2 separate regions of the Mus musculus genome follow, and region 2 is linked to region 1. A link is a loop called in an ENCODE intact Hi-C map of the cell type or tissue named here. Cell type or tissue: heart. All regions are shown on one strand.

Region 1 (2,500 bases):
GACCACCCCATAGCTTTCCCACCTCACACCAGGGCTTTCAGCCTTGTGTTTGGGATTCCCCATTCCCCTGCCCACCCAGATGAGCCCTTCCCCCCCACCACCACCACCACTTTACAACCCATCCCCCCCTCTCATCCCCACCACAGGAGAGTGAAGACGCAGTCAAAGCACTGGCCAAGGAGAAGGACCTGCTGGAGCGAGAGAAGTGGGAGCTTCGACGGCAGGCCAAGGAAGCCACAGACCATGCTGCGGCCCTGCGCTCCCAGCTGGACCTCAAGGACAACCGCATGAAGGAGCTGGAGGCGGAGCTCGCCATGGTGAGCCCGCACTGGGCACTGGCTGTGGAGGAGCAGCCTGGAGCACTCAGAGCCCCTGAGGGAGAAGGAGGCTAAGGGGAGAGCAGTGGGCTGTGTGACACTCCTGAGTTGGGGACCTCCTGAAGCCCAGGAGCACTGGCTTTCTGGGAGGCCTCACTTGGCCACATGTCCCTACAGACTTCGAAAATGTGGGGCAATGGGAAGGCATATTGTGGTCCAAAATAATCATATTATTTTGGTAAAATATCTAGGAATGTTAACATCTCAGAGTCCGGGGTTACAAATAACAGTATCTACCTATTTGTGTATATACACTCATGTTTCTCATGACATAGTTAGGTATAGCCAGAACACACAAAGATAGAAAGCCTTTGAAAGCCCCCCTGGACCCAGTGTGTGTCACACACACACACACACGCACGCACGCACGCACGCACGCACGCACGCACGCACGCACGCACGCGGTCTCTCTTAGTCCCCCTCCCTTGTGTGACTCTTTAGTAATGGGATATGTTCTCCAGCAGGGTGCCAGCGTTAGCTAACAGTGCACTTACAGACCTTGACCTCTGGCGCCTCCATCCCTGCATATGCCCTGTAGGGCTCTGGGGAGGGTGTAAGGGGAACAGGGAAACAGCTAGTGCTGCATTTGTGTGCTGCACTGACCTGATGGTTTGCAAACTCCTGCTTCAGCATATAGCCACCCAGAGCAGGGCAGCTGCCTTGTGCAATGCTGACCCCTAGTGGTGAAGGCTGTCAAGGCAGGAAGACATCTCAAGTGGATACTTCCTGCAGCCCTGAGAGGGATGGGTGGGAAAGACCCTGGGTGCCCACTTCACCACAGTCCCTGTGGACAGATGGAATACATCTTGGTGCTTTGAGCCCTGGCCTCAGCATCTTAGTTGTTCTCTGATGTTCCCTATATTAAGAAATAAGTCCCCTAGATTCTGCTCCCAATATACAGGTATACAGCCTGCTTTCCTCTAGCCAGAAACTAAGCTCCCCTCCTCCTCCCTGCAGCTTCGGACCCTCTGCTGCTGGGGGGCCTAGAGCTCTGTCACAGGCAACATCTTCCTAGAGGAAGAGGGAGGATGCCTTACAGGGACTCATGATGGCCCCACCTCCTTCAGGCGTCCCTCTGACTCCACATCCTCCTCATCCCCTTTACCACGTGACAGACTTCAGCACAAACAGGCTGTGCTGAGGACAGCCCCAGACCTTTCTGCTATGAGGCCCAGGCTGACCTGAGGAGCCAGCTCTGAGAGTGGAAATCGCTGAGACTGCAGGCAGCCGAGGGCAGATCTGCCTGGCAGAAGCACACAGGGATTCTGGAAGGAAGTCAGGACCCACAAGTGCAGTAGGAAGTTGGGGGCAGGGCATGTGCTCAAGGTCACACAAAGGTTCCATTACAGCAGGGGCCATGTCTGGCTTTAGCTGGGTTTGGGTCATGTGAGCCTAATCATCCCAACTTAGAAATTCCCAAGAGCCCAGTGCTCCAGGATCAGGATGCTCAAAGGAGGGTAGAGGCCAAGAAAAGAGAAGAAGGGCGAGGTCAGGGTTCAAGAGGGGCTCCCAGCATTGGCTCATACACAGTGAGAGAGATACAGTCGGAAACAGTGTCTGTTGCTGGTGGGAGATGGTCCACACAGCCCCAGTGAGCCATCTTTCTCAGAGATTTCATGGCTCACGCCTTTAATCCCGGCACTTGGGAGACAGAGGCGGGTGGATTTCTGAGTTCCAGGCCAGCCTGGTCTACAGAGTGAGTTCCAGGACAGCCAGGGCTACACAGAGAAACCCTGTCTCAGAAAAAAAATAAAATCAGGTTCTATGTGGGCAGAGTTGAGACGCTCCCATGTCTGGTGCCTAAGGGGATTTCCCACTTGTCAGATAGTCACGTCCCACTCCACACAGAGGACGTCCCACTCCACACAGAGGGCCCACCCCTCCTGACCCCGCTAGGGGTGAGGTCCTTCATCAACCAGGGGAGAAACCAGGTGGGAATGGGAGGGCATCGTGTCCAGGCCTCTTCTTGTGTTGCTTGCTTTGTGGGTTGGTCTGGGTGGGTCTCTGCTTTCTGTGTATGTGTGAGGGATGCTCAGGAAAGGGCGGCCATGATGGACCTTTCCTTTCCTCCTCCCACTCCTGCCCTGCCCTGAAAGAGCCTGGAGAGTTACCTGGACTAACTT
Region 2 (2,500 bases), 200 kb before region 1:
CACCATGACCAAGAGCAACTTGGGAGGGAAAGGTTTGTGTAGAGAGGATCTCTTGTGTATCATATGGACAAACCACCTGTCCATTAAAGAACCTACAGTCACAGCTGAAGAGATGGCTTAGTGGGTAAGAGCACTCGTTCTTCCTCTGGAAGACCTGGGTTCAATTCCCAGCACTGACGTGGAAGCTACCAATAATCTACAACTCCAGTTCCAAGGCATCTGATGCCCTCCTCTGGCCTCTGCAGACACTGTGTGCACAGGGTACACACATACGTGCACTGCAAACACACAAATAGGTAAAATTAAAATAAAAGAGAAAGGAAAAAGTATGAACCTATGGCCTGTGGGAAGGGCTAGAATAGAAGGTGGGACATCTGGAGGCAGAGAGAATTCTGGGATGGTGCAAGGCGTGGGAGATGTACCCAGGAAGATGTGACAAGATGAACGCATGGTACCTGAGCACAGGTAACCAGCCGTGTGGCAGAATGTAAATTAGAATATATGGGTTATTTTAAGTTATGATCTAGTCAGAGAAGAGCCTAGCTATATGGCCAAGGTATCTCTAAATTTATTTTGAGTCCAAGTCTTATTTCTGGGAGCATAAGGCTGGGATGAAAAATGACTTAGCTTCTACTGTTTCATGAACAGTTTGTAGTCCATAATCCAGGGCAATCAGGGCAGGAACCTGGAGGCAGGAGCTGATGCAGAGGCTGTGGAAAGTATTGCTTGCTGGTTTGCTCAGTCTGCTTTCTTATAGCACCCAGGATCACCAGACCAGGGGTGGCACCATTCACGATGAGCTAGATCCTTCCACATCAGAGGCTTGCCTGCAGGCCATTGGGAGCCATTTCTCAATTGACTTTCTGTCTTCCAAAAGGGCTCTAGCTTATGTCAAACTAACCAGGACAGTCCTCATCCTGTGACCACTTGAGCTCTCTGAAGGGATTAATCCCAAGAGTGGTTGTTTGGATGGCCAAGGTGGAGGCTCAGCCTCTGAAGTCACCTTGTGTCACTCTACCCTGCATTTCATGGCCAAGACAAGAAACCACCCTTCCCCAAGCACAGAGTCGAGGGAAATGTCTCCACCTCTCTGCGGGGCCACTAGGATAGGTCCTACACCTTGGGAATAATGCTGCAGTCATCTTTGGAAACACAACTTATCGTTTCTTTTTCAGACCCCAGAATGTCACTTGTACCTCCTACCACTAGGAGGCAGCATAGGCTCCCTCTTGCTTCCTCCTGAAGCTTTCCTGGGGCCTTCTGGCTCACAGCACCGGATGGTAGAACCTGAGACTCTCACTTTGTGTTGTTCTCTTGGGTGACAAACAGGGCTTCCCTCTTGGGGGGGGGGGGGGGGGGGCGGAGGGCAGTTCATGAATATATTTACCTGTGCATTTAAGAACCACCATGGATCCGCAAGGGTCTCTGACCTCAAGGAAATCCTGAACAAACAAGATGTAAGTCTTAGGGTGGCTGCTTTGTCTTTGATTTGTAGGCTGCTTTGTATTGATTACCTGTGATGGGCTTTGTTAAGTTCCTTTTGGCAAGCTCTCTTCTCCGTGGGGATCCTGGGAAGGATCAGACTTTTGTTATCCCCCCCCCCCATTATGTCCCCCCCCCCCCCCCGCCCCAGGGCTCAGGTGATAAATATCTCAAAAAAAAAAAAAAAAAAAAAACACAATGGCCCTCTCTCTTTCTGATTGTTTGTATTTTGTTTGCTTGTTTGGACTTCAGATTTACTACTAATGAGCAAAGTCCCTGTCAGTATCCATCCTCAGTGATGCTCACGGCAGAGTAACTGGGGCAGAGGATCTCCGGGCTCCCATCCCCACCCCACCCCAGTCCCCCTACCAGGTAGCATTCATCTTGTGTCAGGCTAACTGCTGGGCTTGACCAACTAGATCACATTAACTCTCTCCTGACAAGCCTAGGAACTCTGTCCTGATAATCACCTTGGTATTGTATAAGACTCATGGAAGCTTTAGAATATAGAAAGACCTCAGGGCATCAGGACCTCTTTTGAGCCAAAAGTATCTCTTATTTGGGGCTTTAGAGCTTTAGTCTACCTCCACCTGGAAGCCATGACCCCATCTCTGCCAACCACACAGCTCTGGCTCACCCTTCCACCTCCACAGACGTCCTCTACAGCCCCCTCCCAAGTACTCTCTCTTTTGCAGTCTCTGCGTGGTTTCTCTCACAGGTAGCACATGGCCCTACTGGACATTGCCTTCTCTCCTCCTCTGCATGGAGAATGGCAATGTCAGGCCTCCCCTGCGGGTTCATTTAGTCCTTTGTTAGCCCAGGAACTGTCTGCCGAGAGCCTGACAAAGTTGTATCCTCACACTGGCTGCCTGCCTGACCTTGGCCAACTCCTGAGCTTACCCAAACCTTCCAACTCCTCATCTGTCAGGTAGAGACAGTGATTGGAACCCACACCATAAGGCCGGTGTGAGGATTAAACAGGAGTCTATAAATAAACCACTTAGATCTTTCCTGGAGT

Evidence for each region. A loop is a pair of places that touch in the nucleus more often than their neighbours do. Peaks named below come from ENCODE experiments on the same cell type or tissue, not always from the same donor. Only the 100,000 strongest peaks of a DNase experiment are listed, where the experiment ranks them.
Region 2: a loop joins it to region 1, with 7 times the contacts of the local background. A loop is called at or near these places in 14 of 42 quality-filtered maps.

Annotation. Positions count from the first base shown.
Region 1 is chr4:142,152,247-142,154,746 of GRCm38, reverse strand. Kazn (kazrin, periplakin interacting protein) reads left to right here. Exons shown (of 18, transcript NM_144531.3): 7 at 147-317. Among named protein-coding and RNA genes, the nearest start is that of Gm35581, 26 kb to the right of the region's middle. In heart, a CTCF peak has its summit at 1,057 (motif pointing left); DNase peaks (open chromatin) are centred at 1,066 and 1,596; H3K27ac peaks cover 1,640 bases.
Region 2 is chr4:142,347,827-142,350,326 of GRCm38, reverse strand. It overlaps Gm46875 (a long non-coding RNA gene), which reads right to left. Exons shown (of 3, transcript XR_003955299.1): 1 at 1-2,500. Among named protein-coding and RNA genes, the nearest start is that of Gm46875, 44 kb to the right of the region's middle. In heart, a CTCF peak has its summit at 1,196 (motif pointing right); no DNase peak of the experiment used is centred here.